2 separate regions of the Homo sapiens genome follow, and region 2 is linked to region 1. Evidence: chromatin loops called from intact Hi-C (ENCODE). Cell type or tissue: endothelial cell of umbilical vein. All regions are shown on one strand. Each heading gives the region's core, and the rest is flanking DNA. Links, peaks and the distances in the headings are about the cores only. Region 1 has its middle 77 kb from the start of RND3. Region 2 has its middle 23 kb from the start of RND3.

Region 1 (6,432 bases), core at 587-5,586:
TAGCAAAGACATGGAATCAACCCAAATGCCCATCAATGATAGACTGGATAAGGAAAATGTGGCACAGATACACCATACAATACTATGCAGCCATAAAAAAGAATGAGATCATGTCCTTTGCAGGGACATGGATGGAGCTGGAAGTCATTATCTTTAGCAAACTAATGCAGGAATAGAAAACCAAATACCACATGTTCTCACTTATAAGTGGGAGCTAAATGATGAGAACACATGGACACACAGAAGGGAGCAACACACACTGGGGCCTTTTGGAGGGTGGAGGGCGAGAAGAGAGAGGGGATCAGAAAAAAATAACTAATGGATACTAGGCTTAATACCTGAGTGATGAAATAATCTGTACGACAACCCCCATGACACACATTTACCTATGTATCAAACCTGCACATGTATCCTTGAACATAAAATAAAAGTTAAAAAATAAAAAGAATTTGGGGTAAGAGCACTACCATTTAACCCCTGATGTAATGCTGAAGCCTCTACACCAGCATCAGGGTCTTCATAAAGATGAAGGTCAGGGAGCAGAGTTGATCCAGTTATGGGCTCAGATAGAGAAATCATGATGATGACTGAAAATCTGAGTAACTGCTCCATCTAGTTAACAGCTGAAAATCTGAGTAACTGCTCCATCTAGTTAATATTTGGATCCCAAATAAAAACACGATAAATTATGAAACTAAGAAAAACATAAGCAGAGAATGTGGAAAGAAGGGATGGCAACCAACCACGTGTCAGTCACTGATTTAGGACTGTATTTACATTATCTCATTTAATTTGCACAAAACTCTATAAGCAGAAAGGATATGTAAAAACACTTCTTGAACACTTTATTAGTCCACTTTGGTTCTAGTGGTAAGCAACACCAAAATCTCAGTTGTTTTTAACAACAAACCATATGTGTCTTGCTCTGGAGTCTGAGGTTGGCCCTGACTCTGCAAGGCTCTGCTGGACTCAGCTAGGCTTGGAGAGACTCCACATGTCTTCTAATTTTGGGAGAACTAACTAGGGTGTGCTTTTTATGGTGGAGGGGAGAATCTCAAGAGGAATGAGCAGAATGCCATGCTACCTATAAAAGTCTCTTCTCAGAACTATAACTTCCACTCATATTCTACTGTTTAAAGCAAGTTGCATGGCCAAGCCAGGCCAGAAGGCAATGGAATGAGGATGTTAGGGTCAGCATGGATAAGTCACATGACAATGGGCTGGTAAGTTTTATCCTAACCAAGTGTTAGGGGATATTGTTGGAAGCTATAGTCCAATCTCTGTCAATCTCCCACCCACTCCCCTTCTTTCTAAAATTTCTCTTCACTACAATAGCATTTAGAAATAAGAGGTATACCTGGCTTTATCGGCAAATGAATGAAGACTTTGAAAGGTTAGCTAATTTGCCCAAGGACTGGCAAGTATCGAATGAGAGACTTAAACCTAACCTGTCTGAGTCTCAAATCCATATTCTTTTCCCAACACTTTTGTTAGAGAATCACCAAGTCTGAGATTTAAAAAAATCTAAGACAACCAGAGATAAATTATGCACAAAGTAGAATTGTGGGAATCATTTCCCTGCAGAGTAAAAATATGAAATTAATTAAGTTTAATGAGTCTGAACATTAGAAACAATTTTCTTAGACATCTTCTTTTATAATACCACCCTTTGGAAGGATATGGTAGGATGAGGTAATGATTAGAGTGAGTCTTAAACAAAATTGTAAAGAAAGTTTTCTTTTTATGACCTTTCGTCCTTCTTTTATTTATTTTGTAATTCATCAGAGGCCCTGCTATCTGCCCCAGAAGCTGGCTACACATAGCTCCTTGTTGCAGTTCCTTCCTTGTGCTTGCCCTCCTGACCAATGCCCAAGTCACAGAATGTTCCTCTCTCCTGTAAAGCATAAAATCTCCACATTATCAGTGTTCCCATCAGAAGGTATACATTTTGAAAGAGGATTCCTGAAAATAACGTCTAGCCTCAGATAATGTTTCTTATGACCATTTGACCCTGGGGTCTAATGTCTAAAATAAGTAAATTTGAGTATGCAGAACTTTCTGACACCTCTACTACCAAGTGTGTGTACTTCAATTAATCTGTAAGCATAAAAAAGGATTTAATTCTTGTGAAGGGGGCAAAAGCCCTTCTTTCTCATTCATGGTCAAATGTCAAGTGGATTTTATACTTTCTTGGAAATAGATGTGTGGCTGCCAGCTGGAATGACACTTTACCTTTTTTCCTCATGAGACGCTTCTTATTTTTCTGTATTTATTTATTTATTTGAGAGAGAGTCTCGCTCTGCCATCCAGGCTGGAGTGCAGTGGCATGATTTCGGCTCACTGCAACCTCTGCCTCCTGGGTTCAAGTGATTCTCCTGCCTCAGCCTCACCAGTAGCTGAGATGACAGGCGCCTGCCACCATGCCCAGTTAATTTTTGTATTTTAGTAGAGATGGGGTTTCACCATGTTGGCTAGGATGGTCTCAAACTCCTGACCTCAAATGAGCTGACCACTTTAGCCTCCCAAAGTGCTAGGATATAGGTGTCAGCCACCACACCCGGCCGATATGCTTCTTATTTGAAAAAAAAAATAAAAAGTTTTTGGTAAGTTGACTTGGGAAAACCCATTCTATGCATATTGATGGGGAGGAATAGTCACAGAGAGCACTGCTTTCATGAGCTCTACCAAAGTATCTTCCCTAGCCGTCTACTCCACTGAAACAGAAGGTCTTCCCTCTAAGGGAAGTAGGAGAATGGGGGAAAAGAGAATGTGACGACAGTTCTTGCCTCCATGTTTCTCTGGTTAATCTGAATGCAGGTTTTCTAGCCAGTAAATTGTAAAATCAAGCTCATTATAATTTTGAAAAGAGAGATTAATCCACAATGTTCTTATTTTATGCCTGGAACATAGTTGGTATTCAATATCCATGTGCTCAATGAATGAATGCATGAGTGAATACATTGGTGAGTATTAATCAGGGCTTAAAGTCCACTGCATATATAAGAGGACTTTCGTTTGTGTTTATTTGACACTTGCACATTCAGAAATATTTTTAAAGTAACTTATAAGCTTTGTGATTTAAAATGGTACCTGAGCCATCATAAATGCTATTGCCATCTGGAATATATTTGTGACAATTTTCTTTAAAAGTCAGTAGTGTGAGCCATGATGCTTTGCTTTTACATGCTTGTGTATGCGTTGCCAAAGTATTTTTATAATATTATAGAATTCTGAATAAATTATCAAGAGAGGAGCCACTATCTTTGTGAAGTGTGGAAATGAAATTTGCTCATTTAAAAAGACACATCTAGAGTGTAAGAAATGTTTTATTGATACAGAATATACTCATGCATACTCACACTGCAGACATTTTAGATGGCAGCAAGTGCTTCTTTCAAGTGTTGCCTTTCGACACCTTGGTTGACTGATCTTATGGTATGGCTTGGTGGGAAGGGAATACAGGTCAATAAGCGGAGAGTGGTGTGGTAGAGAGAGGACAAAGAGTGAATAAGTGGATCATTGCTAATGTCAGAATTCCTGAAATGCCTGAGATGCCTGGAGCATTCCTGCTGGAGATTGAAATAACATAACAGAGTGACCCCAGGTCTGGAGATTCTTGCCTCATTTATTTTGCATTGGAAGTCACAGTAAAAATGGTTCTTAGTTTCGCTTGAGCACTGACCTACATTTAAATAGAAAGAAACCAATAACAGTTATACTTAAATCCCCAATGCCAATATGTCTGAAAAAATATGTTGTGAAGGAAAAGGAAGAAAAAAACAACTTTCATGGGCATAACTTATCTTTGACTGTCACAAAATCAATAGGCTTTACAGAGCAGAGGAAATTCAATAGCTCGGCATTCATAATAAAGATTGGTTTGGGTGATTTGTCTCTCTCTAATAAGGCAGGCCTTGGACCCCAGCTTCCCTTCCTTTAAAACTCAAAGGGGGTGAAGATTTCTTCATCACAGCCAAGTCTTCTTGCTTGTCTATTGTCAGGACTTTACAATGGTACTGCTTGTCTAGTCAAGCCTTGCTTCACCCAGGAGAACAGACTGCACATTGGGGTGTGGAGTAACAGATGCCCAGCTTTATACCAGCATTCAGCCTTCCTCAGCCTGCCTGACAGCCTTTTCATGCATCACGGATTCATCCATTTCAATGAGAAATCCAGAGCAATGCTGCAAGTATTTGTGTGGTTTTTTTGAGAGACTACTTTATAGAATGTGTCCAGATATTCACTCTGGAAACTGTGCCCATTGCAGAAAAATGTGAAAAAGATGTGAGTGCACTGGCCTGACCCAACTCTCATCTGAGGAAGCTTATGCCCAGACACCCATTGATATGTTCAGATCAAGTGGAGAGATAGAGGACCAGAAAGGATGAAGAGGCTGATTATCACAGGTGGTGTGCCACACCCAAGGCTTGCCAGCCCTGAGGCTGTACCACACCCAACACAGGTCCTTGAACATGGCAGGAAATAAACAGATGTCAGCTGAATTGAGGTAAAAGTCTAGCATATGATCGGGCGTGGTGGCTCACGCCTGTAATCCCAGCACTTTGGGAGGCCAAGGCAGGCGGATCACCTGAGGTCAGGAGTTCAAGACCAGCCTGGCAAACATGGTGAAACCACATCTCTACAAAAATTAGCTGGGCATGATGGCAGGTACCTGTAATCCCAGCTACGCAGGAGGCTGAGGCAGGAGAATCGCTTGAACTTGGGAGGCAGCGGTTACAGTGAGCCGAGATTGAGCCGCTGAACTCCAGTCTGGGAGACAGAGCAAGACTCCATCTCAAAAAAAAGAAAAAAAAAAAATTCTAGCATATATCAAATTCCTAACATGTGCCACTCTCTTTACATATTAGTCCTAATCTTCATAGCTTGCCGGAAAACAGATGTGTTACTGCTGTAATTCTCTGCTGTGCCAAAAACAAAAACAAACAAACAAACAAAAAACCCCAAGTTCAGAGGTTAAAAAATGGGCTCAAAGTCATATAGATAGTCTGGGTTAGAGGCAGGACTCCAATCAACACCTCCCTGACTCTGAGGCCATGTCCTTTCAACTACTCCAGAAGCCTTCTCTTAGCAACATTATCAGACCAAGGAGGAGCAAGCTGGGCCTAAGTTAAATGACATTGCTCAAAAGTTGTAAGCGTTAGGGTCCTCCTTCTCAGACTTAAGCCTCTATAACCCTACTGGACTTGAAAAACCTAGGTTTTAGTTTTGCTTCTGCCACTAACTCATGGTATGATCTTATGCCAGTTGACTTTTTTGAGCCCAGGGTTCCTTTCTATAAAGTGGCAGTTAAGAATCCTCATCCTACCTCCTTTCTCTGTGTGGACACATGAGAAGAAGAATGTACAAGCGCAGAAATTCTCACTTAACTTCTCCAATATGTTCTTAGAAACTGCGACTTTAAGCAAAATGTACTGCAGGCCCTAGAATCATATCATTTCTTTCAACATTGTTTCATTATAATGTTGATGAGAAAAAAAAAAAACAACATTGGTTTAGTTCTATGTTGTTTCACTTAAAGTTGCAGTAGATGAATCCTGGGTAGTCTAGAAATGTAGGCTAGCAGCAGTAGCTGGGGCAGAGCGCCGTGTAGGAACAGAGGGAAGAGCTAACCAACAGAACGATGGAGGGATAGAGCACTACCAGTAGGGTGGCAGCTGCCTCTCCTTCCAAGCTTCTCCGATGGGCCCTCTTGAAAAAGCAGAAAATAAACAACAGTGAGTCAATAAGTAACCACTGCATGCTTGTCAGTATTCACCTTTTGTCAATCTGTGAGCCCCCTGCAGTATGGATTGAAGGATTGGAGGCTAGGGCCACCACTGAGAAATAAGTTAATGGAATCTGCCGAGCATGGCAGCAGAGGTGACATTTAAGAAGTAAGAGCTGTAGAGCCACTGGCCCCTCATCTACCCTCCCTAGGCAGGAACCCCTCTCCTGACTAATTCCACCTGCATTCCAAGAGTGACTCTGACCCAGTGCTGCCACGGGACAAGAAGGTTGGCTGTCTTCCCCAGGATAGGCAGCTGGCGGATGAGCTGAGAGAGGTTTAAGAAAGAAGATGAAACCAGCACGCGGAACCATGGAAACAGCTGTTAGTTACTTGAAACATGATGAGTGAAAGAGCATGGAACACATGCCAGCATCAACCTGTTCCCCCACATGTTTTAAAACCTCAGGGCCTAAAGACGGCCATAGTTAGGGGAGAAAAAATGAAGATACGCCTGTGATAAGACCATCAATGGTGCTACATATGTTGTGTGTGTGTTAGGACTGGGTTTACTGTGAGTGACAGAAAATTTAAAATGGCTTAACTTTATAGAAGTATATTTCCATCATACATGCACACACATGGTCTGAAGATGGAAGACTGATAGAATGGCATCACAAAGTCATATGGAACTGGCTCCTTCTCTC
Region 2 (6,432 bases), core at 554-5,553, 53 kb after region 1:
TTGTGTATTGTATTAGTCTGTTCTCATGCTGCTATGAAGAACTGCCTGAGCCTGGGTAATGTATAAAGGAAAGAGTTTTAATTGACTCACAGTTCCTAAGGGATAGGGAGGCCTCAGGAAACTTGTAATCACAGTGGAAGGGGAAGCAAACAGCCTTCTTCACATGGCAGCAGGAAGAAAAAGTGCAAAGCAAAAGGGGGAAAAGCCCCTTCTAAAACCATCTGATATTGAGATAATTCACTCACTATCACAAGAACAGCATGAGGATAACCACCCCCATGATTAAATTACCTCTTACTGATCCCTCCCTTGACACATGGGGAATATGGGCACTACAATTCAAGGTGAGATTTGGGTGGGGACAAGGAGCCAAACCATATTATTTGTAGTATAAATGATTTCCTTATCAATTGCCTATAAGGTTTGAGATCAGATTATGATTCATTTGTAGGTTCCACTTGGAGGGAGTAGTGTTCCATGGACCATGAATGCTACAGATTTAGGAGAATTTAAAGAAACATTTTAAAGGCTGGAGCAAAGATCACAAGGAGAGGGAGGGAAAGGATGAATGTGGTAAGAGATGAGGCTCGGCTGGTGAACAAGGAGCAGCTAGGCCTGAACCTTATAAGCCATGCGAATAGGTTTGAGCATGATTATAAGAGTAATGGGAAGCCACAATTTTAAGTCAATTTTTGTTGTTTAATTTGGAAAAATAGCAGCGGTTGTATTCCTTTCATCCCTTCTTCTCTTATCAAGACCTTTTCTCTAACTTAAACAGTAAATAACAGCAATACAAATGAATTGACATGATATTTTCTCCTGTCTCAATTTTCCAGGGAATAGCCCTGTGATGGTTAATACTGAGTATCAACTTGGTTGGATTGAAGGATACAAAGTATTGATCCTGAGTGCGTCTTTGTGGGGGTTGCCAAAAGAGATTAACATTTGAGACAATGGGCTGGGGAAGGCAAATCCACCCTTAATCTGAGAGGCACAATCTAATCAGCTGCCAGCGATTATAAAGCAGGCAGAAAAACGTGGAAAGGAGAGAGATGGGCCTAGCCTCCCAGCCTGCATCTTTCTCCTGTGCTGGATGCTTCCTGCCCTTGAACATCGGACTCCAAGTTCTTCAGTTTTGGGACTCGGACTGGTTCTCCTTGCTCCTCAGCTTTGCAGAAAGCCTATTGTGTGTGATCGTGTAAGTTAATACTTAATAAACTCCCATATATATATTTTATATATATGTATACACACACACACACACACACACATATATATCCTATTAGTTCTGTCCCTCTAAGAGAACACTGACTAATATAAGCCCCATTGATGATTCTAGGTTTTTTGATTAATTTAAACAAAACCATATTTAAATTATCATCAAAAAGATTTTATCAGTATCTAATTGTGGGCAGCACTTAAGGGAATAACACATACAAAAACTAGAACCATCTAGGGTCTACTGTTTAAAAACTTACGACTTATGGCCAGGTGTAATGGCTCACACCTGTAATCCCAATACTTTGGGAGGCCCAGGCAGGCAGATAACAACGTCAAGAGATCAAGACCATCCTAGCCAACATAGTGAAACCCCATCTCTACTAAAAATACAAAAAATTAGCTGGGCATGGTGGCGGGCACCTGTAGTCCCAGCTATTTGGGAGGCTGAGGCAGGAGGATCACTTGAACCCGGGAGGCGGAGGTTGCAGTGAGCTGAGATTGCGCCACTGCACTCCAGCTTGGCAATAGAGTGAGACTCCATCAAAACAAACAAACAAGCAAACAAAAACAAAACAACAACAAAAAAACTTATCATTTACTGTTCTGCCTGTGTCTTTCCCAAACTGACATAATTCCTCTGCCTTTCCTCAATCTGTTTTGTCTCATTAGGGAACTGGAAATGCAACCCAATTTTTCTCTCGAGTGATGTCAAGAGATGGCAAGGAAGGTGTTGCAACATTCTAGCCAGAAAGCTATTTTCTTCCCACTTTGGAAGGGCCTCAGAGAATGACAGAAGTGGCCATGATATGAAAGGAACAACTGACAGATTTTGATTTCTCTTGGCTGACAGCTTCATTTTAGGACTTTGTTTGTCAACGACATCCAGACCTATGCAGCTGGAAGACTGACTTCAACAAATCTAAATGTCTCTTTAAGAGTCTAAGCAACCTATTCCTTTTTTTCCAGGTACCCATTTATCTATAATTAAGTCAGCATTAAAGGGATTTCCCACCAACTTCTATCTAAAGCTGCAAAAAGGATGACTAGCTACTGCCTGAAGTGGGTTTAACAGATCCTGGGGTGAGCACTAGGAAAGCCTTCCATAGAAAAATGGCTGGGTATGAAACATGAAGAAAGATGTCATTCACATTGTCCCTCATTACTGAATTGATTATTTTGATTTGAATTTCTGAATTCTGTTCCTTTGGACAGCTCTGTTCCTTAGGATTCTGTTCCTTAGAATAGCAGGTGTTACTGCTATTATGCTCTTGAGGTTAATTGGTCCTATCATATAGATACATACATATGTGTGTGTGTGTGTGTGTATCTCCTTCCTTCCTCACCAATACACGCTCACACTATAGGCTTGATGTCTTTATTGAGAAAACATGTTACTCCTTTTATTACTGATTGTGAAAAGTAATACCCGCCTGCTTCTGCACATGGCATTAGGAGAACACCTGAACCTTCTCCCTTTGAATCCCAGGCAGAATGCGAGCTTGCATTTGGAGGATAAAGAAACACATTTTTTTCATCAGCAGAATTGGACTATTAATTATCCTCCATAGAATTACAGAGGGAAAAAAATCAACTAAGTGCAATCTGATCTCATCTTATTTGTTCTTTAATCCTTCTAAGAATCAGTCTTTGATATTTAGGACATGAGCAGAGAAGAGCAACAACAATAATGACGGAGGAGAGGACTGTCTATTTATACTCCCCCAACATTTCTTATCACTCTGAATTGTGATTTTATTTGTATTTGTCTTTCTCACCCTAGACAGGCATCTATAGAACAAGGACAGGGTCTAATTCATCTCTCTGTATGCCCAGCACAGAACACAGCATCTGAGACATAGAAAATACTCAGAGAGTATTTGTTGACTAAGTAAATGACTGGGTCTGCAAAAGCAAAAGGCATCACCCAAACAACTATTTCCATTGTATTATTTTCTACTCTCAGAAAAACTCCACTGCACTTGCCAGCAGTACCATATCTGGATTTGGAGGAAACCACACATTCTAATCCCATCAAATGGCAAATACACATTTGATTGGGCCTCTGCAAGCAATAGCCTCCTCGTTGGCCAGGGTCAGGGAGAACAGAGATTGAGAATCTGAAGGCCTGTTTTTAGTCTCTGCCATTAGCTTAGCCACCCTGGGCAAGTCCCTGAATGTAACTAAACTTCCATATTCTTCTTTGTAAAATAGAGAAGTTTGACACAGAAATATTTGATCTGGGTACTATAGGTTCATGAATGAATATCAAGGGAAGTCTGTGAACTTCCTGAAATTGTGTGTAAAATGTTATGGCTATCTGAGTCATATGTATTTTTGCATTTTTAAGGAACAAAGGGTTTATAGCTGTCATTAAGTTTTTTAAAGGAAACCAACTTTTAAAAACAAGAGGTTAAGAAACTCCTGAATAGTTAATTTTGATATCTCTTTTTTCTATAAAATGTCTACACTTCTAAGAAAACATCTAAAACTGCTTTAGCCCACAATATATATTTTTTCCTCTGATTGTCCATTCTCCCCATGATCAGTCACCACCTCAATATACTTGAAACATTTATGCAAGGCCAGGGTAAACGTCATCTACCTTAGCTGAATCTGGAGCTAGGTCTTTGACTTCTCCAAATTCCACACAGTAATTATCACAGTCATGCCCATAGTAAATATTGGATGAAAACTTTCACAGATTTATTTTATCCCAGAACACTGACTCTTTTTCCCTCCAATATTCTATGCCTTGCAGGACCAGGACCATAATTATCATCTATCTCAAAGGTGCTCAGGAGGCAGATATTAGAGGGAATATTTACTATGAATGTTCTCATAAAAGGCCAACAGGATGAGGTGATTGTCCAGGAGCTTTGAGGGCACTAAGTGAAAAGAGAGTGATTTCTGATCTACTCAGGTGCGGCAGGGAGGCCATGTGTGAAGGGAGTGCCCAGGGTCTGTGGTAGCAGCTCCATGAGTAAAAACCATTGCCTCATCATCTAAAGAAGCCAAAAGCAAGGGGTGAAGGAAGAAAATAGTTTTGTTAGTGTACCTGTATTAGTTTCCTATTGTTCCTGTAACAAATTATCACAAATGTAGTGGATTAAAACAATATAAATTAATAATCTTACAGTTCTTGAGGTCAGAAATCTAAAGTAGGTCCACAGGGCTGCAACTCTTCTGGAGGCCCTGGGGGAGAATTCCTTTCCTTGACCGTTCCAGCTTCCAGAGGCCAACTGTATCCTTTGGCTCATGGCCCCCTTTTTCTGTCTTCAAAGACAGCAGCATAAGCCAGGCATGGTGGCTCATACCTGTAATCCCAGCACTTTGAGAGGTGGAGACCAGGAGTTTGAGACTAGCCTGGATAACATAGCAAGACTCCATCTCCACCAAAAAAAAAAAAAAAAAAAATTAAAAATTAGCCAGGTATGGTAACATAGACCTGTAGTCTCAGCTGTTCAGAAGGCTGAGGCAGGAGGGTCACTTGAGCTCAGGAGTTCAAGGCTGCAGTGAGCTATGATCATATTACTGCACTCCAGCCTGAGTGACAGAGAGTGAGACTCTGCCAAAAAAAAAAAAATCCAGCAGCATAGCATCTTCAAATCTCTCTCCATCCTTCTGCCTGACCCTCTGTCATCTCTGTCATCACATTGCCACTGTCTGACTCTGATTCCTCCTACATAATTGTTATAAAGGTCTGTGACTACATGGGCCCTCTCTGGATAATCCAGAATAATCTTTCCATCACAAGATCTTTAATTTGATCACAACTGCAAAGTCCTTTTTGCTATACAAGGAAACATTCACAGTTTCTGGGATTAGGAGGTGGACATGCTTGGGGAGTCATTATGCAGCCCACCACAATACTTTATGTTGCTTGAGTCTATTTATTTATATGCTGTAGTTTTGTAGAAAGAGTCATATTCATGGAGATTATGTTCAGGAAAGGAGAAAACAGAAAGGGAATTTATGTAGCCAAGTATATGAACAAGTGGTAAGAGGCAAGAACTATGTTCCCAGAGCTGAGAGGAACCTAAAGTTGTAAATAAGTTACCAACTGCCTCTGGGAGACATAAAGAACGAAGGGAGCGTCCTCTCACTAGCAATTGATCATCTTCCGTATGTGGTGTAACATATGCGGCTATTGCATTAATGTGCCTGGCTATGTATTGGAATATTTAGTGCCTACTCACTTTCTTTGATTCAGTTTATGTCAATGGAAATGACAACCAGTTCTGGTGTACTATAGTTTGGTAGTGACTGTCTCCCACTACTACATTATAAATTCCCCATGTGAGAGACTGTATTTAATTCATGATTATGAGCCAAACTCAGAAAAGTGACAGGCATGTAGTAGGCACTCAATAAATATTTGGTGAATAGAAAAATGATAAAAATAAAAACTTTGAGGTTAAAACAGAATGCTGGTGTCAAAATAACCCAGTAGAAAAAGGATAAGCAGCTTTAAGAGTTTCAGGAGAGTTAGAAGATGAGGTCATTTAAAAAAATTCTTTCTAATAAAAATAACTCCCTGAGTTATTTCTAAGTTTGTACTCAAGACAGACTCCCTGCAAGACTAGAATCTTCTAAGAAACTATTCCTGTAAAAGATTAAAATGAGAGAGACACAGTGTAAGTCTTACTCAGAGTTTGAAAACCACCTTTTAGTATTTAAAAAGGCATTAACCATGATCATTAATCAATAGAAAGGAATGTTCACAGAATGCTTAGAAGAAATGTTTGCTAAGGCAAGAAGTCAGAGAAAACGAAGGCATCCATGCCCAAGGCTGAAGACAAACGTTTTTCTTTTGCTTCAACAAATTAAAGCTGCTAGGAAAGAACAATTGACCAGAGAGGAACATTACTGTACAGCATATAAAATACTGCCAAGGTCAGCAAAACCTCAGCTTTTTATTTATTTTTTTATTTTTCTGTGCCAGTGATTGTTGAGAAATGAGTTTCTTGCAAGCCTGACTTAGACATTATGCTCCGAAGTTACTCAACACGAAGGATTTGGAAAGTACTTTTATTTCCTTTACTATTTGATGACGAGAATGAGTTACAGACATTTTCAGTAAATCTCTGTGCTTAAAATTGTTTATAAGGCCATTTCATAATGTCAGTGTGCTTTAATTTGTTCACTCATGCTGGATTCTCTGCTTCCCCCTTTGCTTTGGGCTTCTGAGAATTATTTCCAAGCAAATAACTA

Evidence for each region. Peaks named below come from ENCODE experiments on the same cell type or tissue, not always from the same donor. Only the 100,000 strongest peaks of a DNase experiment are listed, where the experiment ranks them.
Region 2: it touches region 1 in a loop (5-fold over the local background); 6 of 110 quality-filtered maps call a loop at or near these places.

Annotation. Positions count from the first base shown.
Region 1 is chr2:150,407,526-150,413,957 of GRCh38, forward strand. No RefSeq gene overlaps it. Among named protein-coding and RNA genes, the nearest start is that of RND3, 77 kb to the right of the region's middle. RefSeq lists an enhancer at 3,233-4,122. In endothelial cell of umbilical vein, for the core only: no CTCF peak of the experiment used is centred there; DNase peaks (open chromatin) are centred at 1,916 and 3,546; H3K27ac peaks cover 3,781 bases.
Region 2 is chr2:150,461,005-150,467,436 of GRCh38, forward strand. No RefSeq gene overlaps it. Among named protein-coding and RNA genes, the nearest start is that of RND3, 23 kb to the right of the region's middle. In endothelial cell of umbilical vein, for the core only: no CTCF peak of the experiment used is centred there; DNase peaks (open chromatin) are centred at 3,397 and 5,197; H3K27ac peaks cover 3,134 bases.